2 separate regions of the Homo sapiens genome follow, and region 1 is linked to region 2. A link is an interaction called in ENCODE POLR2A ChIA-PET data of the cell type or tissue named here. Cell type or tissue: Panc1. All regions are shown on one strand. Links, peaks and the distances in the headings refer to the core of each region. The heading gives the core; the rest is flanking DNA. Region 1 holds the start of GARRE1 (granule associated Rac and RHOG effector 1). Region 2 holds the start of LOC124904695 (a long non-coding RNA gene).

Region 1 (12,477 bases), core at 1,892-9,891, 170 kb before region 2:
TGTTGGGATTACTACTGTGAGCCACCAGGCCCGATCCCACCAAGCATTTTAGATCCCCTCCTTCAAGCCTTTTCAGAACCTTCACAAGAAGAACCAGATCATCTCTCTCCTATATCCTCAGCCACTTTCAACCAGATCTTCCTCTTTGACCTTAAAACATGTTTAAGTCTCTTCTACCTTAAAAAAGCAACCACCAAGGCCAGGTGCAGTGGCTCACACCTGTAATCCCAGCACTTTGGGAGGCCGAGGCGGTGGATCACTTGAGGCCACGAATTCAAGGCCAGCCTGGCCAGCATGGTGAAACCCCGTCTCTACTAAAAATACACAAATTAGCTGGGCATGGTGGTGCGTGCCTGTAATTCCAGCTACTCGGGAGGCTGAGACAGGAGAATTGCTTAAAACTGGGAGGGAGGCCGGGCACAGTGTCTCACACCTGCAATCTCAGCACTTTGGGAGGCCGAGGCGGGCGGATCACGAGGCCAGGAGATCGAGACCATCCTGGCTAACATGGTGAAACACCGTCTCTACTAAAAATACAAAAAAAAATTAGCCGGGCGTGGTGGCGGGCGCCTGTAGTTCCAGCTACTCAGGAGGCTGAGGCAGGAGAATGGTGTGAACCCGGGAGGCGGAGCTTGCAGTGAGCCGAGATTGCGCCTTTGGACTCCAGCCTGGGTGACAGAGTGAGATTCCGTCCAAAAAAAAAATTCAACCACCAAGAAAGGTATCCCCTCAATCTACACTGACATCTCCAGCACATACCTCTCTTCTAAGCTCCAGATCCTCATCCCCAAGTGCCTTATTGGTGCCTCTTCTTTGATGCCATGTTCACACTGGAACTCGGGCCATTCTTCCCATCCTCCACCCTCCCAAATATGGTCCTCTTCCGGGGCTTCCCAAAACAATGAGTGCCAGCACTACAATGGCTCATCCCAGAGACCCAGGAGACATTCATGATTCCTACCTCTTCCTCACCCTCCATATCCATTTCACCACTGATTTTACATCAATTTTATTCCAAAATCTTTCTCAAATTTGACTTTCTTTTTTTTTTCCATCCCCATTGCCACTACCATAGTCCATGAATGGTTTTCAAAGGGAGGTTCATGTACCCCATAGTATGGGAAGGCAATCCATTGGGATACTGGGAGAAAATATTAGAACTTCTACATTTCTTTCTTTTTTTTTTTTTTTTTTGAGATGGAGTCTCGCTCTGTCACCCAGGCTGGAGTGCAGTGGCGCAATCTCGGCTCACTGCAAGCTCTGCCTCCCGGGTTCACACAGTTCTCCTGCCTCAGCCTCCAGAGTAGCTGGGAATACAGGCGTCCACCACCACGCCCGGCTAATTTTTTGTTGTATTTTTAGTAGAGACGGGGTTTCACCATGTTAGCCAGGATGGTCTCGATCTCCTGACCTCATGATCCGCCCACCTCGGCCTCCCAAAGTGTTGGGATTACAGGCGTGAACCACTGCACCCGGCCTCTTTTTTTTTTTTTTTTGAGATAGATTCTCGCTTCATCGCCAAGGCTGGAATACAGTGGCGTAATCTCAGCTCACTGCAACCTCTGCCTCCCAGGTTCAAGTTGTTCTCCTGCTTCGGCCTTCCAAGTAGCTGGGATTATAGGCCTCCACCACCACGCCTGGCTAACTTTTTGTATTTTTAGTACAGATGGGATTTCACCATGTTAGCCAGGATGGTCTCGATCTCCTGACCTCATGATCCGCCCACCTCGGCCTCCCAAAGTGTTGGGATTACAGGCGTGAACCACTGCACCCGGCCTCTTTTTTTTTTTTTTTTGAGATAGATTCTCGCTTCATCGCCAAGGCTGGAATACAGTGGCGTAATCTCAGCTCACTGCAACCTCTGCCTCCCAGGTTCAAGTTGTTCTCCTGCTTCGACCTTCCAAGTAGCTGGGATTATAGGCCTCCACCACCACGCCTGGCTAACTTTTTGTATTTTTAGTACAGATGGGATTTCACCATGTTGGCCAGGCTGGTCTGGAGCTCCTGACCTCAGGTGATCCTCCTGCCTCAGCCTCCCATAGTGCTGGGATTACAGGCATGAGCCACCATGCCTGGCCCGTCTCTATGTTTTTGACTACTCTAGGTACCTTATGTAAGTGGAATCATAGGATATTTGTCTTTGTGACTGGTTTCTTTTGGCATAATATCTTCAAAGCTCATCTATTTGCATCGTAGCTGGGATTATAGGCATGCGCCACCACGCCTGGCTGATTTTGTATTTTTAGTAGAGACGGGGTTTCATCATGTTGGTCAGGCTGGTCTCGAACTCCTGACCTCAGGTGATCCACGCGCCTTGGCCTCCCAAAGTGCTGGGATTACAGGCGTAAGCCACGGCGCCCGGCCTCCTTCAACGCTGAGTAATATTCTATTGTTATGTTTATACCACATTTTGTGAACCCATTCACCCGTGGATGGACATTGGGTTGCTTCCACCTTCTGACTAATATGAACATGGGTGTACACATTTATATCCACTCTTGCCTCCCCTCCGTAGTCCTTCCTTCTCCACACTGCATCTAGAGTAACCCCTTTACACTCTCAAGTATGGACAAATCACCTCTTGCTTAAAACTCATTAGTTTTGCAACACTGTCAAGTAAGACCTAACTTCTCACCACTCTGATTTATTATTGGAACACAAAACTGGGCCATGCTCCGTGGCTCAAGCACTTTGGGAGGCCGAGGTGGGCGGAACACCTGAGGTCAGGAGTTTGAGACCAGCGTGGCCAACATGGGGAAATCCCGTCTCTACTAATAACACAAAAATTAGCCGGGCGTGGTGGCGCACGCTTGTAATCGCAGCTATCCGGGAGGCTGAGGCAGGAGAATCACTTGAACCCGGGAGGTGGAGGTTGCAGCGAGCCAAGATCACGTCACTGCACTCCAGCCTGGGCGATAGAGCAAGACTCCGTCTCAAACAAACAAAACCCACAGAACTGGAAGACCCTTGCTGCTGCTTCTGCGTAATGTGTTCTCCTCCCTTCTCGTTTTTTTTTTTTTTTTTCTCCCTTCTACCCCTTAGGACCTCAGCTCCTGCTCTTTCCCTGGGGGAATTCCGGATCACTCTCCTTTACTAGGTCAGGGTACTCTCTCCCTCCCTCTTACTCTTTCCCCTCCTACCACTTGTCACCATTGGTACTATATTATCACCCGGATATGTGACAATGGTATTGTGTATTTACCACTAAGGAATAAACTTATGAGGGAGAGAGCACTACCCGTTCCTGCAGTGCCCGTCGGGGCCTGGCATCTAGGAAACACTCCATACGCCAGTAATCGATTTCAGTCAATTTCAGTAATAAATCCAGGAGGACGCAGCCCGACCCCTCCCGCCCGGGGGCCAAGCCATGGTGGGGGATCTGGGTGGACCTCCGGCTCTGGCCGCCAGTCCTCAACCTCCGCCCCGGCCGTCCCGCTTGGGGGCCCAGGGTCCCAGGAGAGGAGGCTCCGGGGCGCCCCCTCCCCTCTAATGCGAGAGGAGAGTCCGCTCTAGGCGCGGGATCCGCAACCTCCCCGCGTCCGCCCGAGGCGGGGGCGGGGCCGGACCGGAGACGTAACTTCCGGTGTACACAGCCGGTCCAAGGCGGTGCGCTGGGGGCCGGGGCGCGTCGCAGGTGAGGAGCGGGCGCGGCGGGCGCAGGCGGGGGCTGGCGGGCGGGGTCGGGCGGTGGGCGGTGGGCAGCGGGGCCGCGGGCCGCAGCCAGGGCAGACGGCGAGACGGGCCCGCGGGGCGCCGCTCCGCTCGGGGCCGCAGGGCGCGGGGCCGTGGGCTCCCGCCCCTTGCCCGCCCGCTGTGGAGGACGCCGGGCTTTGCGGGCGCTGGCCGGCCGACGGAAGCCCGGAGGGGCCTCCTGGCGCGAACCCGGGACCTGGGGGCGCGTCGGAGACTCGGCGGCCGCGGCACCGCAGGGGCGGGTCGGCGCCCGTCAGGCGGGGAAAGGGGACGCTCCCTCGGTTCGCCGGGGCCCGGGAGGTCGCGCTGGCGCCAGGACCCGCTCCCGGAAGCCCGCGGAGGGAGGGCGGCCTGCTGGCGGCAGGGGTCCGCTGGGGCTAGCCGGGGAGGCGGCCCTCACGCCATCCCGGGGCTGCCGGGCGGGCTGCGCGCACCTTCCCGGCGGCGCCAGGCTGCCGAGGAACGCGCTTTTCCGGCCCTGCGGAGCCAGCTGGCGCATTGGGCCCGAGGGGAGGGTCCGCGGGGACCGGGAGGGCCGGGGCTGAGCGTGGAGGACCCGAGCCCGAGGGACGAGCGCAGAGTCAGGGGTGTGTCTTTCTGCGCCGCGCGGTGCGAGGAAAGAAGCGTGCCTGGTTGGCATGATAAGAATTTTGTTTAGACTTTTTAGAAATTTTCCAGAGACTCAGCTTTGGGGGCCTCCAGTTTGAAAATACCTTGTTCTGGTCCCTCATCCCCATTATAAAAGCAGTTAATTCTCCTTTCCTGGCAAAACACTCAAGACGACACAAAAAGTCTTAAGGTAGAAAATGACAGTCATCTGCCAGTCTACCATTCAGTGACAACCACTGCTAACATTTTGGTGATAATCAATAAATACAGATAGGTATTGTTATTTTTATGGACTTTACAGTATGTGATTTAACCACCGATGAGCATTGAGATAGTTTCCAATTTGTCACAAGATAAACAATTCTGCCGGAAGGATTTGTTTGATATGGTCTTTTTTTTTTTTTTTTAATAAGAGACTGTTGCCCAGGCTGGTCTCAAAACTTCTGGCCTCAAGCGACCCTCACGCCTTCGCCTTCCAAAGTGTTGGGATTACAAGTGTGAGATATTACACCTGGTCTGATTGTTATCTTAGAATAAATTTACAAATGGGGTCAAAGGTAACTTTATTTGTTTTTTTTTGAGACAGTCTCCCTCTGTCACCCAGGCTGGAGTGCAGTGGCGGGATCTAGATTAACTGCAACCTTAGCCTCCCGGGTTCGAGCGATTCTCCTGCTTTAGTCTCCCGAGTAGCTGAGATTACAGGCACCCACCACGCCCGGCTAATTTTTGTATTTTTAGTAGAGACAGGGTTTCGCCCAGTTGACCAGGTTGGTCTCGAACTCCTGACCTCAGGTGATCCGCCTGGCTCGGCGTTCCAAAGTGCTGGGATTATAGGCGTGAGCCACCGTGTCCGGCCGTAACGTTCAATTTTTAAGAATACATAGTATTTGTTTTCCTTTGACATATTTGGACAATTTTTCTGTCTCTTTGTCATAAAAAAAAATTCCAGCCTGGCGCGATGGCTCATGCCTGTAATCCCAGCACTTTGGGAGGCCGAGGCGGGCGGATCACTTGAGGTCAGGAGTTCTAGACCAGCCTGGCCAACGTGGTGAAACCCGGATTCAACTAAAAAAATACAAAAAAACACATTAGCCAAGCATGGTGGCGCGCTCCTGTAGTCCCAGCTACTTGGGAGGCTGAGGCAGGAGAATCGCTTGAGCCCAGGAGGCGAAGGTTGCAGTGAGCCGAGGTCGTGCCACTGCGCTCCAGCCTGGGCAACAGAGTGAGACTCCATCTCAAAAAAAAAAAAAAAGAAATTCATGTTTGCGTCTCATCGTTTCATGGTTTTATTTTTTTGCCTTTAGTCTACCTAAAATTCATTCTTGGTTTAAAATATGAAATATTTTGTAAATGGCTAGTCAGTTCCAGATTTATTGAATAATATGTAAGCTTTATCATTTTATCATATTTTAGACTAAAAGTTCTAAGTGTATGTTTGTAAGGGCTACTTACAAAGTTCATATTTACATTTTGTGTGTGCTTAGATGTTTTCAAGTGTCTTTAAAAATCACAGTATTTTCTTTTCACAGTATCTTCACAATATTTTGTTTTAAAAAGAAATCATTTTCCAATACAAGTACAGGGAATATTTCATGTTTGAGATTTTTTTTTTCTTTTTAAAGCAAAAAGTTTAGTTTATTGCCGTTTCATTTGCTTTCTTGCTGACAAGATAACAAACTCCATATGAAGAGTTCAGGTTTGTTGTGGCAACTTTTCAGTGTGGCATTTGAGATTCTAATCTTCCTCTATTTTTGCACACAAATACGTAGGTTGGCATTGGAGACCAAGATAGAAAAGTTCTCAGATTCCCTTGGCAAGCCTAGATTTTTCAATCTAAAATTATCTCCAGATGTTTGGAAGACCATGTTTTAAGCATCCTTTTTTTTTTTTTTAAGCAAATTGCACATGATTCTGTGAAAATTTTAGTAAATGTTTGTTCTGTTGAAAACCTATAGCCTAATACATCAGGATCCATGTGTCAAGTGGGTCTTCCAAGTCTATAGGAAATAATTGTTTCTGAAAGCTAGCAGGCTGGGATATCACATGGGTTGGGTGTCCACTCTCTTTTTTTTTGAGTCGGAGTCTCCCTCTGTCCCCGAGGCTGGAGTGCAGTGGCGCAATCTTGGCTTACTGCAACCTCCACCTCCCAGGTTCAAGCAATTCTTCTGCCTCAGCCTCCCTAGGAGCTGGGATCACAGTTGTGAGCCACCACCCCTGGCTAATCACTCTTTTTTCCTCCTGTAACTTTGTCCTTAGTGAAAAATGATGATCTTCCTAGGTAGGCAAAAAAATGTTGGTTTAGATAAGGAATTGATTTGTTTTGGAGTTATTGAAAAGCAGGTTGCCGTTTTCTCTGAAGTGTAAGTTCACAGAGAGCCTGAATGTTGTGTTTGGATTAAGGAAAAACAGCAACAGGTTGTGCTTGTGCTTCAAATGTCTTTAACTCTACTGAAACTGCCCTCTTGAGGGTCCCCTAACTGATGCATGCAGTGGCCATTGCTTAATTATTTTCCTTGACTTTGATCTCAGGTATTTGGCATGGTGAGCTATTCTTTCTTGCTCTCGTGAATCTCCCATTGATTGGCCTTCTTTTTTCTTTTTCTTTTTTTTCTTTTTTTTTTTTTTGAGACAGAGTCTTGCTCTGTTGCCCAGACTGGAGTGCAGTGGCTCGGTCTCAGCTCACTGCAACCTCTGGCTCCAGGGTTCAAACGAGTCTCCTGCCTCAGCCTCCCGAGTAGCTGGGATTACAGGTCTGCGCCACCACCCCCAGCAAATTTTTGTATTTTTAATAGAGATGGGGTTTCACCATGTTGGCCAGGCTGGTCTTGAACTCCTGACCTCAAAAGTGCTGGGATTACAGGCGTGAGACACCACGCTTGGCCTTGATTGGCCTTCTTGACTTGGAACTAGTGTGGTCATTTCCTGAAATCTGTGACTGCACTTTCTCATTTGTCTTTACTGCTTCTCTTCATACATCTACCTTGGGGCATTTTCTGAAGCCTAGTTTTGTACCTCTTACCCCCGCTCCAAAACATATTCCTTCCCACTTATCCAGTATATGAGTCCTGGGTAGAGAACCACCTCATTTCCTTACCTCTGCCACCACTTAGTGACCCCCGACTCAGAGTTTTCTGCAGGTCAATTCTTTTTCTCCTGTTCAGTAACCCCTGGACATGTTCCTGAGGCCATGCTTTCTCCAGGTGAAGAAAATATCACTTCTGGCCGGGCGCAGTGGCTCACGCCTGTAATCCCAGCACTTTGGGAGGCCGAGGTGAGCGGATCACGAGGTCAGGAGACCGAGACCATCTTGGCTAACATGGTGAAACCCCATCTCTACTAAAAAAAAAATATTAAAAAATTAGCCGGACATGGCGATGGGCGCCTGTAGTCCCAGCTACTCAGGAGGCTGAGGTAGGAGAATGGTGTGAACCTGGGAGGCGGAGCTTGCAGTGAGCTGAGATCGTGCCACTGCACTCCAGCCTGGGCGACAGAGTAAGACTCCGTCTCAAAAAAAAAAAGAAAAGAAAATATCACTTCTTTGCGAGGACAAGGTGAGAGGATTACATGCTCTCAGGAGTTGGAGACCAGCCTGGGCAACATAGTGAGACCTCTGTCTCTTAAAAAAATGAATTTTAGGTCTGGCACAGGGGCTCATGCCTGTGATCCCAGAAGTTTGGGAGGCCAAGGTGGGAGGATTGCTTGAGATCAGCCTAGGCAACATAGTGAGACTCCAAAATTATCTAGGTGTGGTGGTCCATGCCTATAATTCCAGCTACTTGGGAGGCTGAGGCCGGAGGATTGCTTGAGCCTAGGAGGTTAAGGATTCAGTGAACTGTGATTGTGCCACTGCACTCCAGCCCAAGCAACAGAGCGAGACCCTGTCTCAAAATAAATAAGTAAATAAATAAATAAATAAATATCACTTATCAAGGTGTCCTGTCCTTCCTGACTCTTAAGGTTCTTACCAGCCGGTGAATCACATCTTCCTTCTTGATATGGATTGTATTTGCCATTTGCTTTCTATCCCTACACCTCGATTTAGACTTTGTACCTTTTCTTAAGGGATTTCAGGCTTAACGTGGTCCTACTCTGGATGTGAAAGAGGAGACCCAGTGAATTTACTCAAGAATTGAGTTAGCTCACATTTATGGAGTACCTACAGTACAGCCCAGTTACTTTACTGGAAGATCAGAATACAGAGCTGGACAGCACATCCTGGGAAGAATGCCAAATAAGCAATTGTCATAAAGTATTATAAGTGCCTAGAAGGGGAGTCACCAAGTAACCTCTCCCAGGTTTCAGAGATCTTGCGTGTCTTATTTACTGCTTTGATCTCCAGGGCCTAGAACACAGTGCGTGGAAATGATGAAGTTTTTTTTGTTTGTTTGTTTGTTTGTTTTGTATTTCATTCAGTTTAATGAGGGGACATGAGGAGCCAGGGGCAGAATGATATGGTTAGGCTGTGTCCTCACCCAAATCTCATCTTGAATTGTAGTTCCCATAATCCCCACATGTGGTGGGAAGGACCTAATGGGAGGTAATTTAATCATATGAGCAGTTTCCCCCATGCTATGCTTGTGATAGTGAGCAACTTCTCACAAGATCTGATGGCTTTATAAGGGGCTTCCCCCTTCACTTGGGTCTCATTCTTCTTGCTGCTGCCATGTGAAGAAGGACGTGTTTGCTTCCCCTTCTGCCATGAATATGTTTTCTGAGGCCTCCCAGCCCTGGGGAACTGTGAATCAATTAAGCCTCTTTCCTTTATAAATTACCTAGTCTTGGGCATTTCCCCATAGCAGGGTGAGAACAGACTAATAAACCTTATTTTAAGAAATTGCCACAGCCACCCCAACCTTTAGCACCCACACTCTGATCAATTAGCAGCCATCAACATCACGGCAAGACCCTCTGCCAACAAAAAGTTTACCACTTGCTGAAGATGCAGATGATCATTAGCATTTTTTAGTAATGAAGTATTTTTAAATTAAGGTATGTGCATTGTTTTTGTGACAATGCGATTGCATACTTAACAGACTACAATATAGTGTAAATATAACTTTTATATGTACAGGAAAATAAAAAACATCATGTGACTTGCTTCATTGCGATATTCACTTTCTTGAAATGATCTGGAATGACACCTGCAATATCTCCAAGATAAGCCTATAATATCTTTTCCTGATAATTTTGGCTATATACTTCTTGATCACCTTTTCTATGACAAGGATTTGGTAATATCATTTTTTTATTTTTATTTTATTATTATACTTTAAGTTTTAGGGTACATGTGCACAATGTGCAGGTTAGTTACATATGTATACATGTGCCATGCTGGTGTGCTGCACCCACTAACTCGTCGTTTAGCATTAATGAAGTATTTGTTGAAGGAATGAATGATCATCTGAGAATGAAATCAGAAAAAATGTCATACACATTAGCTATCTATAGAAAAGATATAAGTCAAAAGATATTTCGTAAATGTAGTTTGAAGAATCTCAGGGAAAACTTTAAATTCAACCAAACTGACCCAGCTATAACCCCAGGAAGGCATGCATGGAATGTGTTTGTAGCTGGAAAGCTTAAACTTAATTTTGTATCCTCAGAAGAAATACTTGTGTTTCTGGGAGAGGATTGGGACAGTGTCTGGAAATTGGGGTGGCGGGTCCAAGAGAGGAATTACGTGGTGTGTGTGTAGCACTCTCTGGGGGCCTGACCAGAGGAGCAGTGCAGCGTTCCCTCCACAAAGCCATCTGCACTAACACACAGATGGGCGTGTCCCTGTTGTTGCCTCTGGCTGCAAGGGTCTCTCCCTTGCTTAGCGTCTGTCCTCCCAGTACCATCTGAGTAGAAGATAGCTGCACGTGGAGATTTCTTGGTAAGGAGAGAATGTGAGTGGTTGAGGGCTCTGCATCTAAGCTGCTTGGATCAGATCCTGGTCTTGGGATGCTGGCTAATCTTTCAGTTTTCTGATTTGTAGAATGGGGATAATAGTAGCACCTTTCTCTTAGTGTTGCAGTGAGGGCTCTGAGCGTGCTACCCGGCACCTGTGATAAGTATTCAATGACAGTATTAGCTCTCGTTGGTATTCATAAAGTAGTAACTGGCCTCTGGTTCATACATCAGTTTTCTTTGAGCTTAGATAGCCTAAATAATTAATCCCCATGGAACTGCTTGCTTCTGGGTGCATTGAATAAGCTGATAAACAGACACTGGGAAGTAATGACAGATAAGCTCTTCCTACACTGCTCATCCAGGGAATCCAGCCTGCAGTTCTCAGGGGAGACTTCTGGAGAAGGCTGTTCTTGAGCTGAGTACTGTGGGAAAAAGTAAGTCCAGTGCCACAGCAAGAGGGGAGGACTCTTGGGCAGGGGCATGACACGTCCAAAGGTGTGGAGGTGAGAGCAAGCATGAGGTATTTGAGCTGCAGGAGATTGAGGGTAGAGTCTGGACAGGTATGAATAAGGAGTAGAGGGAAATGACATTGGAAAGTGGGAGCAGTCCTTGAAATAACTAATAACAATGTCTAACTGGGCACTAACAGCACTTCAGGTCCTGTGCTGAGTCCTTCGACTCACTGCGCTAACCAGGTTTGATGCTGAGAGCTTTGTCTACATTGCATTGTTTAATCCTCACAACAACCCTTTGATGTAGGTACTTACCTCTGGTATGTGTGGCATCATGTCACATGTCACCTGGTAGGTCTCCCTGCCTTTTTTTTTGAAATGGAATCTTGCTCTGTCACCCTGGCTGGAAGGCAGTGGCAGGATCTCGACTTACTGCAACCTCTGCCTCCCTGGGTTCAAGCGATTCTTCTGCCTCAGCCTCCCGAGTAGCTAGGACTACAGGTGAGTGCCACCATGCCTGGCTAATTTTTGTATTTGTAATAGAGGCGGGGTTTCACCATATTGGCCAGGCTGGTCTTGAACTCCTTACCTTGTGATCCGCCCACCTTGGTCTCCCAAAGTGCTGGGATTACAGGAGTGAGCCACCATGCCCAGCTGCTGCTTTTTTTTTTTTTTTTTTTTTTTTTTTTGAGGCGGAGTCTCTCTCTCACCCAGGCTGGAATGCAGTAGTGCGATCTCAGCTCATTGCAACCTCCACCTCCTGGGTCGAAGCAATTCTCCTGCCTTGGCCTCCCAAGTAGCTGGGATTACAGGCATGCGTCACCACGCCCAGCTAATTTTTGTATTTTTAGTAGAGATGGGGTTTCACCATATTGGCTAGGCTGGTCTGGAACTCCTGACCTCAGGTGATCCGCCTGCCTTGGCCTCCCAAGGTGCTGGGATTGTAGGCGTGAGTCACCTCGCCTGGCCTCTGCTTCTTGATTCAGCCTGCACATGGCTGCCAAGATAACTCCCAGTGTCTTATATATGTTTAAAAGCTTTTTGTGATCCTGTTTCCTGATGAAGTCCAAGCACACTAAGATCCTCTGACTTCATGAAAAACCACGAAGTTAAAATGTAAAAATATTTATATCTTAGAATTTAATAAAAACAGGACAGGTGCAGATGTGGATCAAGCTCAGAGAAATCAGTGAAAGAAGCAAGGTACAGAACAATGTATGTTTGCCCATTTGTGTTTTTCTAATTTTAAAAAATTTCTCCACTTTTGAAGTAATATGAGCTCATTTGTTTAAAAAAATATATATAGGCCAGGCATGGTGGCTCACGCCTGTAATCCCAGCACTTTGAGAGGCTGAGGCGGGCGGATCACCTGAGGTCCAGAGTTTGAGACCAGCCTGACAACATGGTGAAACCCCACCTCTACTAAAAATACAAAAATTAACTGGGCATGGTGGCGGGTGCCTGTAATCCCAGCTGTCCAGGAGGCTGCAGCAGGAGAATTGCTTGAACCTGGGAGGTGGAGGTTGCAGTGAGCCAAGATCGTGCCACTGCACTCCAGCCTGGGTGACAGAGCAAGATTCCATCTCAAAAAATAAATAAATAAAAATAAAATAAATAATGTCTCCCTCTCTCGATAGAGAGATAGATAGATAGATAGATAGATAGATAGATAGATATACATGAAATAGGTTTATAAGTGCAGAAATAATTTATGGAATGATAGAAAAGAAACAGTGGTTGTTTTTGGGATGAGACCCCAGAAAACCAGGCTGTTAGGCTGAGTTAGCTTTTTCTTTGCATACCATTTTGTATGGTGTGAATTTTTTTCCCT
Region 2 (12,477 bases), core at 1,378-9,377:
GCATGTATCAATAGTTCATTCCTTTTGACCGCTGTGTCGTATTCCATTGTATGGATGTGCCACTATACATTTACCAGTTGATGGATATTTGGGTTATTTCCAGTGTTTGGCTATTATAAATAAAGCTGCTGTGAACATTTGTTTACATCTCTTTGTAAGACATGTTCTGATTTTGGGGGGGTAGATACCTAGGAATAGAACGGTTGTATTATATGGGATATGCATGTTTAACTTGTTAAGAAACAGGCCAGTTTTCCAAAGTGGTTATGCCATTTCTATTCCCACTAGCAGTTTTTAAGAATTCTACTTCCTGTATATCTTTGCTAATGCTTGGGATGTTCAGTTTTTAATTTTAGCCATTTAAGAAGGTGTGTAGTGGCATTTTATTGTGGCTTTAATTTGCATTTCCCCAAATGGCAAATGATGTTGAGCATCATTTCAAGTGCTTGTTTTCCATCTCTGTATATCATCTTGGATAATGTGTCATTCAAATCTCTCACCATATTGTTTGTGTTACTGAGTTGTAGGAATTCTTCATATGGTCAAGAGTACAAGTCCTTTTTCAATTTAATTTTTTTTAGCACTCAAACAGATTCTGACAGATGGCTTTAAATTTTGATCAAGTTCAACTTAACAGTTATGGTTTTTTTAACACGGAATATGCAGTCCCTTTAATGTAATCATTGGTATTGTTGGGTTAATTGTTTTTTGTTTTTTGTTTTTTTTTTCTTGAGACGGAGTCTTGCTCTGTTGCCCAGGCTGGAGTGCAGTGGCACGATCTTGGCTCACTGCAACCTCTGCCTCCCAGGTTCAACGATTCTCCTGCCTCAGCCTCCTGAGTAGCTGGGATTACTGGTGCGCACCACCATGCCTGGCTAATTTTTTGTAGTAGAGACAGGTTTCGCTATGTTGGCCAGGCTGGTATCAAACTTTTGACCTCAGGTGACCCGCCTGCCTTGGCCTCCCAAAATGCTGGGATTACAGGCATGAGCCACCGCACCCCACCATGTTGGGTTAATTTTATTCTGTTATTGTTTTTTCCTCCATTTCCTTTTTTTTTTTTTTAAAGAGATGGGTGTCTCACTATGTGGCCTAGGCTGGTCTTGAACTCCTGGACTCAAGCAGTTCCCTCACCTCAGCCTCTCAGCTTCTCAAAGTGCTAGGGTTATAGGCATCTGTCACCACACCTGACTTTCCATTTGGTGGGGTTTTTTTGTTTTTGTCTCTGTATTCCTTTTATTTAACCTGCTTGTCAGTGACTTTGAGTATTTTTAGTTTACTATTTTGTTCCTTTTTTGTCTTTTATTTTTAACTCTTTATGTTGCTTTTTTTTTTTTTTTTTTTTTAAGAGATTGGGTCTTGTTCTGTTGCTTGCGTAGGCTGGAATGCAGTGGTGCAGTCATGGCTCACCGCAGCCTCAGACTCCTGAGCTCAAGTGATCCTCCTGCCACACTCTCCAAAGTAGCTGGGACCACAGGCGTGCACCACTATGTCTGGCTAATTTTTGTATTATTACACTATGTCTGGCTAATTTTTGTATTATTATTATTATTCGAGACAGAGTCTTGCTCTATCATCCAGGCTGGAGTGCAGTGGAGCAATCTCAGTTCACTGCAACCTCTGCCTCCCAGGTTTAAGCGATTCTGCAGCCGCGGCCTCAGCCTCCCCCACAGCTGGGATTACAGGCACCTGCCACTACGCCCGGCTAATTTTTGTAGTTTTAGTGGAGATGGGGTTTCACCATGTTGGCCAAGCTGATCTCGAACTCCTGTCCTCGAGTGATTCACCCGCCTCAGCCTCCCAAAGTGCTGAGATTACAGGCCTGAGCCACGGTACCCGGCCTACCTTGTCCACTAGGTTTTTTTTTTGGTTTTTTTTTTTTACATATTCATTACTGGTATTTTAAAGTTTTTGTCTGATAAATTTATCATCTTGTCCATGGGTCTCCTTGCATTAACTTTCTTTATGGGGTAAATTTTCCTGCTTCTTTGCATGTTTAGTAACTTTTAAAATGATTTACCAGAAATTACATATCGAACAACAGTAATATTGAAGTGAGCTGGATGTGGTGGCTCACACCTGTAATCACAGCACTTTGGGAGGCTGAGGTGGGAGGATCACTTGAGGCCAGGAGTTTGAGACCAGTCTGGGCATTATAGCAAGACCCTGTCTCTACAAATTTTTTTTTTAAAAACTAGCTGGGTATGGTGATGCGCCTCTGTGTTCCCAGCTACTCAGGAGGCTGAGGTAAGAGGATTGCTTGAGCCCAGGGGGTCAAGGCTGCAGTGAGCTGTGATTGTGCCACTGCACTCCAGCCTGGGCAACAGAAAAAGGCTTTATCTAAAAAAAAAAAAAAAAAACCCAAAAACTGAAGTGAATGTTTCCTCCCTCTAAGGCAGAGGTCCCCAACCTTTTTGGCATCAGGGACTGGTTCATGGAAGGCAATTTTTTCACAGACTGAGGTGGGGGATGTGGGGCATGGTTTTGGGATGAAACTGTTCACCTCAGATCATAAGGCTTTAGATTCTCAGAAGGAGCACACAACCTAGATCCCTTGCATGTGCAGTTCACAATAGGATTTGCGCTCCTATGAGAATCTAATGCTGCTGATACGACGGGAGGTGGAGATCAGGTGGTAATGCTCGCTTGGCTGTTGCTCACCTCCTGCTGCATGGCCCTATTCCTAATAGGCTACCAACCAGTACTGGTCCATGGCCTGGGGGTCCATGGCCTGGGGGTTGGGGACTTCTTCTCTAAGGCATGCCCTTTCCTCTGTAAGGCCAGTGATGTGGAGGGCTGATTCCATTTAATCTGCAGTGGAGCTGAGTCTGGACTTTGTTGCAGCTTTACCTAGATTCAGTTGAACATTGACTTTAGTGCCTTTGAGACTTTGAATCGAACACTGACAAGATTTCCAGATATCTTGCTATGCTTTACAGCCATGGTGCTAGGTTTTTGGGCCTCTGGGAGATTTCTGCAAGAAACAAAGAAAGGTTGCAAAGCATGGCCTTAGATGCTAGAATGCGACTTGTGTGGCTCTGATTCGGGGTTCTTTGTTTCCTTGTCCTAGGTATTCCTGGAGTGGAGAGCCACTCTTTTTGACCTGCCCTACATCAGAAGTCACCGAGCTCCCAGCCTGCAGCCAGTGTGGAGGCCAAAGGATATTTGAGTTTCAGCTTATGCCAGCACTGGTCAGCATGCTCAAGAGTGCTAATTTAGGTGAGAAGCCCTTTATTAATTTGAGTTTGTGGATTTCTGGCATTATTTTTAAATAAATGAAAAACCTTTTGTTTACTTATAAAATATCATAAGCAAATTACAGAAAATTTGGGAATTAAAAAATTATTTTAAGAAATTTAGGCCAGGTGTGGTGGCTCATGCCTGTAATCCCAGCACTTTGGGAGGCCAAGGCGGGTGGATCACAAGGTCAGGAGATCGAGGCCATCCTGGCCAATGTGGTGAAACCCTGTCTCTACTATAATATAAAAAATTAGCTGGGCGTGGTGGCACGTGCCTGTAGTCCCAGCTCCTTGGGAGGTTGAGGCAGGGAATCGCTTGAACCCAGGAGGTAGAGGTTGCAGTGAGCCAAGATCGCACCACTCTACTCCAGCCTGGCGACAGAGTGAGGAGACTCTGTCTCAAAAAAAAAAAAAGAAATTTATAATCCAGCCAGTCTTTTTTTTTTTTTTTTAATATTTATTGATTGATTTATTTATTGAGATGGAGTCTCTCTCTGTCGCCCAGGCTGGAGTGCAGTGGCACGTTCTTGGCTCACTGCAACCTCCAGCTCCCGGGGTCTAGCAATTCCCCTCCCTCAGCCTCCCTAGTAGCTGGGATTACAGGTGCCCGCCACCACGCCCGGCTAGTTTTTGTATTTTTAGTAGTGATAGGGTTTCACTGTGTTGGCCAGGATGGAATTTTTGTATTTTTTGTAGAGACAAGGTTGCGTCATGTTGCCCAGGCTGGTCTCGAACTCCTAGACTCAAGCGATCCTCCCGCCTTGGCCTCCCAAAGTGATTACAAGCATGAACCATGCCTGGCCAGAAATTAAAACTATTATCAATGTTAATAACCATTATTCCAACAATCATTTTTGACATAAAGACAAATAGCAAGTCAGATGAATGTATGGATGGCTAGACGAAAATAATTTTCCTAAAATAGGAAAATTCACTAATATGGTAATTAAAAGTCTTAGAACAAATTTTTGTACAAATTAACAGAAGGAATGTTAAGTATAAGTGAAGCAGTTACTGGATTTTTTTTTTTTTCCTTCTTTTTTCTTGAGACGGAGTCTTGCTCTGTCGCCCAGGCTGGAGTGCAGTGGCATAATCTCAGCTCACTGCAAGCTCCGCCTCCCGGGTTCATGCCATTCTCCTGCCTCAGCCTCCCAAGGAGCTGGGACTACAGGCGCCCGCAACCAAGCCCAGCTAATTTTTTTTTGTATTTTTAGTAGAGACGGGGTTTCACTGTGTTAGCCAGGATGGTGTTGATCTCCTGACCTTGTGATCCGCCCACCTCAGCCTCCCAAAGTGCTGGGATTACAGGCGTGAGCTGCCACGCCTGGCCTGGACTTTTGGTAATAGGTTCTTTACCTAAGAGGCCCAAGTTTCTGAAAGGTGCTTCTGCTATTAACAGAAAATAACATTCTTTCTGTGTTTCAGTTTTAGATAGTATGCATCTGGCTCCTTACCATAGTAGATAAGGAAATTTATACCCTATTCCTACCTTGAAATATTTCAGTATCTTTTTTGTTTTTTGAGACGGAGTTTCACCCAGGTTGGAGTGCAATGGTGCTATCTCGGCTCACTGCAACCTCTGCCTCCCAGGTTCAAGTGATTCTCCTGCCTCAGCCTCCTGAGTAGCTGGGATTACAGGTGCCCACCACCACACCCAGCTAATTTTTTATATTTTTGGTAGAAACAGGTTTCACTGTTGTTGGCCAGGCTGGTCTCAAACTCCTGACCTCAAGCTCCCGACCTGCCTCGGCATCCCAAAGTGCTTGGATTATAGGCATGAGCCACCGTGCCTGGACCCAGTATCTTTTTTTTTTTTTTTTTTTTTGAGATGGAGCCTCACTCTGTCGCCCAGCCTGGAGTACAGTGGCACTATCTCGGCTCATTGCAACCTCTGCCTCCCAGGTTCAAGCGATTCTCCTGCCTCAGCCTCTTGAGTAGCTGGGATTACAGGCGCCCACCACCACGCCCTGCTAATGTTGTATTTTTAATAGAGACGGGGTTTCGCCATGTTGGCTGGTCTTGAACTCCTGACCTCAAGTGATCCGTCCACCTCGACCTCCCAAAGTGCTGGGATTTACAGGCATGAGCCACCGCGCCTGGCCAGTATCATAATTATCACAGCTATTTGGATAGCCTTAGTTCTATGTGTAAATGGATTCAGTGTTTATCACCACTCTTAGAGTGAGCTTTTTTATTCCTGTTTTATTTTGATTCTTTTTGCAGTAGCTGGATTTTCTCAAGTAATAGCTTTAAGGAGGGCTCAGAGGTATCTTGCTTCAGATTGTGCATGGTAATGTGGCTTCATATTTGAGGGGCAACCCATGTATAAAATTTTTAAATCCCACTTTCTCTTTTCAGAACCTTGTATAGACCCCTGTGTTGTCTTCTGACAGTGAAAGCCCTGCCAGCCCTTTGCCCTGGTGCCTCCTGTCATTTCTTGGTGGTTCAGTCTCACTGGGAAATATATTTTTCTGGAAGGGCTTATGGGCATTCTAGTCTCTGAGATTTTTCACTCATATAGAAATGTCTTTTGCATGGAATGTAGCTTTGTAGAGGTATGAGGGTGGTCTGATTTTTTCCCCCTTTGTGACTAACATTTTTGCCACAATACTGTTAGCAGCGGTGAATCTGTAGGGGTCTGTAGCAACCTCAGTTCTTGCCTCCTCCGAAGAAAGAATTTGACCGAGGCACATAAGACAGAGGAGAGACCGAAGCAAATTTTAGAGCAGGAGTGAAAACTTACTAAAAAGTTTTAGAGCAAGAACGAAAGGAAGTAAATATAGTTGGAAGAGGGCCAAGCAGGCAACCTGAGAGATTCAAGTGTCCATTTGACCTTTGACTTGGGGTTTTATACTTCCTGGGTCTTGGGTTACTTCTCTTGTTTCTTCCCTTGGGGTGGGCTGTCCACATGCATAGTGGCCCTCCAGCACTTGGGAGAGGCCGCATGCGCAGTGTGTTTACTGGAGTTGTAGACTTGCTCACTTGAGGCGCTTTTCCCTTACCAGTCAGATGCTCCTAGAGGAATGTCATATACCAGTTAAACTCTGCCATTTTTTCATTTTTTTTTTTTTTTTTGAGACAGAGTCTCACTCTGTTGCCCAGGCTGGAGTGCAGTGGCACAATCTCTTCTCACTGCAACCTGTGCCTCCCAGGTTCAAGCAATTCTCCTGCCTCAGCCTCCCAAGTAGCTGGGATTACAGGTGCCTACCACCACGCCCAGCTAATTTTTTGTATTGTTAGTAGAGACGGGGTTTCACCATGTTGGCCAGGCTGGTCTTGAACTCCTGACCTCAGGTGATCCATATACCACAGCCTCCCAATGTGCTGGGATTACAAGCATGAGCCAATGTGCTGTGCCCAGCCAATGCATACATTTTTAAACAATGTATTTCTCCTTTGCTGCTGCAAATCATTGCCTACGTCATCCTCTTGACTCCTGCTTTTCTGTTCTAATATCAGGAGTTCTTATTGCTTATGTTTTCTTGGTATCTTTTTTTAATGGCTTTATTCATTGATAATTTTCTGTAAACTCTTAGGGTTTATTTTATATTTTTTGCCTGAATCCTTATCCTTTCTCGGCAGTAGTGTGTCCTATGATATATATTTCTCTCTTCTTTTTTTTTTTTTTTTTAAGACAGGGTCTCGCTCTATCACCCGGGCCAGAGTACGGTGGTGCAATCATAGCTTATTGCAGCCTTTATCTCCTGGGCTCAAGTGATCCTTCTGCCTTAGTCTCCTCTGAGTAGCTGGGACTACAGGTGTGCACCGTTACACCCAGTGAATTTTTTTTTTTTTAGTAAAGTCTCACTGTGTTGCCCAGGCTATATGAGATATATATATATTTTGTTTGTTTGTTTGTTTGTTTTGTTTTTTGTAGAGACAGGTGTCTCACTATGTTGCCTAGGCTGGGCTCAAGCTGTCCTTCCCCGTCGGCCTCCCAAAGTGCAGGGATCACAGTTGTGAGCCACCGCACCTAGCCAAAAGCTATGTATATCACATGAACCATGTAGATTAATATAGATTTTCAACATCAGATAGCTAGACAGTTATAATGAACACTTGCTGAAATTTTTGTTTATTTTTAAAGTATATTTTCCTGCCACTTTAAATTAATTTTGCTTTTTTGTTATCAATATTCACTTATTATAGGATAGACTGTGATTCTGTTATAGCTGAAAGCAGTAAGCACTGTTTTTGCTTTACCTAATTACTTTTTCAGCTTATAAGGTAAAATCATTCCTTTTAGTAACATCAGTCTCATAACTCTTTTTGCTGGAAGCCTGAATATGTGGTATTTTTCAGGTCTTTCTGTGGAATTTGGAACAATTCTAGTTTACACATGTGAGAAGAGTTGCTGGCCCCCAAATCATCAGACTCCCATGGAAGAATTTTGTATTATACAAGAAGACCCAGATGAATTATTGTTTAAGTAGAGCATTTCCTTTTATTAATATAAATTAAAACAAATGTTTACATCCAAATATGTTTGTATGTACCTTATTTTAACTCACAAGTTATTAACCTCTGTTTTTCTGAGTTGCCTTTTTGCCTTTGGGTGCTGGTGCCGGGGCCGGGGCCGGGCCAGGACCTCCTGACTGTGGGTTGGTCTGCCCTTCCAGGGTCCAGGGCCAGCTGTCACAGTGGCAGCTAGGAAGGTAGCTCCTCTCTAGTCCAGAGGGCTGGTGTTGTCTGCACAGCCGTTCTGGTGGGCATTCTAGGGGGGAGGAGAGCAGCGAAAGAGCCAAGAGCAGTGGTCAGCCTCTTGTGTACACCTCTGACACGTGCACTCCAGTGCTTCCTATGCTGTTTCTGGCACCTGATCAAGCCACTGAACCTGCTCTAGCTGCTGGAGGTTTTTGCTCTGTGACCCTGGCTGTTTAGACCTGCCCATGTTCATCAGCCCAGGTCCCCGCCCTCACCCACTCCCATCTTCTGCTCCTGCAGTATCCCAGGAAGGGGTCTTTACTCCGTTCTGGAGACTGTCCCTTTATCCAGCTGCCTTCCAGTCTTCCCCTTTCTTTATTTTTAACATGATCAACCCCTTCCCTTCAGCCCCATAACAGCAGTATAAAAACACTCCCAGCCATGTTCAGACATGCTCTGCCTACGTAGATGAGGATAATGAGGCCTAGGTGATCATGGGGTGGGCTTGTTTCTTGCATTTAACATTATATTTGGAGCATTTTCCCATTAATATTTTTCCCACAACATAATTTATAATTGCTCTATTTTTTAAATATACATCAAAAGCTTTATACAATTTTTAGCCACTTGTATTTTCCAATTTTTATTCCCATGATGGCCATCCCTGTAACTAAATTTATATATATTTTAAATCAATGATAACTGCTACAGGACAGTTTCCTAGAATTGGAATGAATGAGTCAAAAGTTGTGCACAATTTTAGGGTTTTTTTTTCTTTTTTTTCGAGACAGGGTCTTGCTCTGTCTCTCAGGCTGGAGTGCAGTGGTAAGGGCATAGCTCACTGCAGCCTCGACCTCTCAGGCTTAAGTGATCCTCCTGCCTCAGCCTCCTGAGTAGCTGGGACTACAGGTGCAAGCCACCACGCCCTCTAGAGAAGCTTTGCTTTGGAATCTTTACCTGGAGTGTGTTGGAGTGCTTGTTTCCCAATCCCTTGATAAGTGTTACTTATTTTTTCTTTCTACCAGTTTAGTAGGTGAAAAACTTTTTTTTTTTTTTGAGACAGAGTCTCGCTGTATTGCTCAGGCTGGAGTGCAGTGGTGCAACCTCCGCCTCCTGGGTTCAAGCAATTCTCCTGCCTCAGCCTCCTGAGTAGCTGGGGCTACAGGCTTGTGCCACCACCCCCAGCTGTTTCGGTGTTTTTTTTTGTTTGTTTGTTTGTTTGTTTTTTTGAGACGGAGTCTGTTGCCCAGGCTGGAGTGCAGTGGCGCGATCTCGGCTCACTGCAACCTCTGCCTCCTGGGTTCAAACGATTCTCCTGCCTCAGCCTCCCGAGTAGCTGGGATTACAGGCGCACGCCACCACGCCCGGCTAATTTTTGTATTTTTAGTAGAGATGGGGGTTTCACCATGTTAGTCAGGCTGGTTTCAGAACTCCTGACCTCGTGATCCACCCGCCTCGGCCTCCCAAAGTGCTGGGATTACAGGCGTAAGCCACCGCGCCCGGCAGGTGAAAATCTTACCATTTTGCATGGTTTACATTTTTTTCTTTTTTGAGACGGAGTCTTGCTCTGTTACCCAGCCTGGAGTGAAGTGGTGCGATCTTGGTTCACTGCAACCTCCACCTCCAGGGTTCAAGCGATTCTTTTATGGTTTACATTTTAATACGCTTATTGATCATATTGTCCAATTTTTTGTGAGTTTCCTGTTCACATCCTTTGCCTATATTTTTTTGGGGGTGACACTTGTTAATTTGTAAGAGCTCTTTACGTATAGGGACATCAGTTTTCTAACCTGTAAGGAAGTCTTGGCTGGGAGTTGAAACCCCAGGCTAGAAGGCGACCCTTAGACTTTTTAGGTCTGATGGCGGGCCTATGCTGGTGTGGGAATAACACCGCCGGTCTCAGCTGGAGGTCGCCAGCCCTTTGCAAGAGCCTGCCGGTCCCCGCGGGCTGCAGCACACCCCGGCGCGATGTGCCCTGCCTGTGTCTGCCGGAGGCTGTAGTGCGCAGGAGCGGAAACCAGGCCGCCCTTCCCCCACCCGCTTCCGGCCGCGGCTCGGTTCTCCCGCCTCCGCCTCCGCCGCGGCTCGTGGTTGTCCCGCCATGGCACTGTCGCGGGGGCTGCCCCGGGAGCTGGCTGAGGCGGTGGCCGGGGGCCGGGTGCTGGTGGTGGGGGCGGGCGGCATCGGCTGCGAGCTCCTCAAGAATCTCGTGCTCACCGGTTTCTCCCACATCGACCTGGTGAGGGCCGGGCGCGCGCGCGTGAATGGCGGGCTGTGGTGCGGGGGCTGGGATTCGGGGGTTCCGGGGCTCCAGGGGCTCTGAGGCTCAGGGCCCGGAGCCCGGGACCGGAGTTGCGGAGCGGGGGCAGGCTGAGAGGCTCGGGTTGTGCCCCCCCCGCGGGAGGAGACTGTTCTTTGGGCACGGGGCGGGCCTCCGCTCGCTGGGCCGGCTCCGGACGCCGAGGAGGCCGCGGGCCCCCGCCTCCCCGGCAGCGCCAATGTGTGGCGCTTCGTGGGCGTGAAGCCGCCTCTTATCCTCCCTTCAAAACAAATTCCCGGCTGTTAGGAGATGCGGGAGAGGATTGAGTCCCTCGCGGATGTTGTGACTTTAATTTTGAGGTCCCTGTCGTAACTCCGAAGTAACGACGCGGGGCGGAGGATGGCAATGATAGCGACCAACGCGTCCCGAGCGCTGGTCACGAGCGGGTTTACACACGGAACGCGCACCATCTTCATACCACCCGAGGAGTGCAAACGCTATTTCCACCCTGCTTTATTTTTAACAGATGAGGAAAGGGAGACGCAATGGGGTTGAGTAACTTACCCTGGGTCACGGAGCGAGTGGCAGGGCTCCCGCAGGCTGCGTGACTGTCATTGCTCTCACAGTAGACGGTACACTCGCTTGTTTCATTAAAGACGTTAGGACTGTGCCTTTTGCATTGGTGTACGTTGACAAGCCAGTGCTATTTTGAATCGTTATTTCTACTAATGCAAACTTTTTAGAGATTGGAGATGTTACTGGCCCTTCGGTGTGAGTTTAAAGTGTCTTAAGGGCTAGTGGAAACATGGAATGAACAAAAAAGTACGGGTGGCCGACTGAGTCATTGTTTCTTTCCTTTATGTATTATATATTTAAGCAAAAATTAGATAAAACTTAAAACATGATACTTTTTTAACCATGTGTAAAAGTTTCCTTTCACAGTTCTCAGGTTAATAGTAAATGAAATTGTGTATGGATGAAGGCTTGAATTAAGGGAGGCAGCAAAAATTCAATAAACGTTTGCCATGTATCATTTAAGAAAAAGAACAGAACCTGGGCAACATAGAGAAACCCCGTCTCTACAAAAAAAGAAAATTAGCGGGGCGTGGTGGTGTGCGCCTGTGGTCCCAGCTACCCGGGAGGCTGTGTCAGGAGGATCGCTTGAGCCTGGGAGGTCGAGGCTGCAGTGAGCTGTGTTTGCACCACTGCACTCCAGCCTGGGCAACAGAGGGAGACCCTGTCTCAAAAAACAAAGAAAAAGAACAGGGCATAGTTAAATTTAATATTTTGTACTTGAAAGAGTAATTCGATTGAAAGAGAAATACTTTAGTATTTTTTGAGACAGGGTCTGGCCCTGTCACCCTGGCTAGAGTGCAGTGGCCCGATCTCGGCTCACTGCAACCTCCGCCTCCCAGGCTCCAGTGATCCTCCACCTCAGCCTCCCGAGTAGCTGTGACTACAGGCATGTGCCACCTAATTTTATTTTTTCTATTTCTTGTAGCCACCAGGGTCTCACTATTTTGCTTAGGCTGGTCTTGAAGGTCTGGGCTCAAGCGATTCTCTCACTTTGTCCTCCCAAAGTGTTGGGATTACAGGTATGAGCCACCACTCCCGGTGTAGAGAAATATGTTAATATATTTTCAGTTAGTGTTTACCTCGACAGCACATATAGTTTTAATGAATTCACATATTTTTATGGCATCCAGGGAGTTTCCTGAAATATTTTCCAGGATGATTAAACAAACAAAATATACCATTCTTTCAAAGTATTTTTGAGAAGTTTATCTCTGACATTAAATCTAGATTCTTACATGCATTAAATTATTCTTTATCAGTTTAACAATTTTGGTATGGCGATTCGAAAAACGCTTTCTCCACTAATGTAGCAGATATCAAAAGTTCTGGATTACAGGTGCTGAGAGTAGTGATACAGCTCAAACATACGTAAACGTTTGTCATTTATCTGGGGTTTATGCATTTGTAGATTGATCTGGATACTATTGATGTAAGCAACCTCAACAGACAGTTTTTGTTTCAAAAGAAACATGTTGGAAGATCAAAGGCACAGGTAACTATATTTCTCATACCATTTCTATAACTTGATGGAGCTTCTATTTGTGATACCAGATTAATCCTGCCTGTCATATAGGAGGGAAAAAATGGGTGAAGCTCTCATTTCAGCTGAGAGATTGTGAAGGATAAAGATATATCAAGTAAAGGACTAAAGATTAAGCCCTCCTTTTTTGTTCTAAAAAGGAAATAATCCCGTGATGGTGTAACTTTCATGGCCTCTTTATATTTAAGTTTCTGATGCTTTGCTTAGGATGCACCTTG

The links. Peaks named below come from ENCODE experiments on the same cell type or tissue, not always from the same donor. Only the 100,000 strongest peaks of a DNase experiment are listed, where the experiment ranks them.
Region 1: POLR2A ChIA-PET joins it to region 2 with 14 read pairs; 5 of 35 experiments call an interaction of 5 or more read pairs at or near these places.

The regions. Positions count from the first base shown.
Region 1 is chr19:34,250,981-34,263,457 of GRCh38, forward strand. It overlaps GARRE1 (granule associated Rac and RHOG effector 1), which reads left to right and starts at 3,574. Exons shown (of 14, transcript NM_014686.5): 1 at 3,574-3,634. RefSeq lists an enhancer at 3,871-4,392 and a silencer at 8,195-8,395. In Panc1, for the core only: no CTCF peak of the experiment used is centred there; no DNase peak of the experiment used is centred there; H3K4me3 peaks cover 2,252 bases; H3K27ac peaks cover 1,693 bases.
Region 2 is chr19:34,418,449-34,430,925 of GRCh38, forward strand. PDCD2L (programmed cell death 2 like) reads left to right here. Exons shown (of 7, transcript NM_032346.2): 6 at 3,071-3,219; 7 at 7,542-7,720. The coding sequence ends at 7,672. LOC124904695 (a long non-coding RNA gene) reads right to left here and starts at 9,916. Exons shown (of 2, transcript XR_007067232.1): 1 at 9,674-9,916; 2 at 7,658-7,953. UBA2 (ubiquitin like modifier activating enzyme 2) reads left to right here and starts at 9,933. Exons shown (of 17, transcript NM_005499.3): 1 at 9,933-10,122; 2 at 12,128-12,211. The coding sequence starts at 9,985. It also overlaps the pseudogene RN7SL154P. RefSeq lists silencers at 9,821-10,060, 10,091-10,200, 10,271-10,430. In Panc1, for the core only: no CTCF peak of the experiment used is centred there; no DNase peak of the experiment used is centred there; H3K4me3 peaks cover 97 bases; H3K27ac peaks cover 92 bases.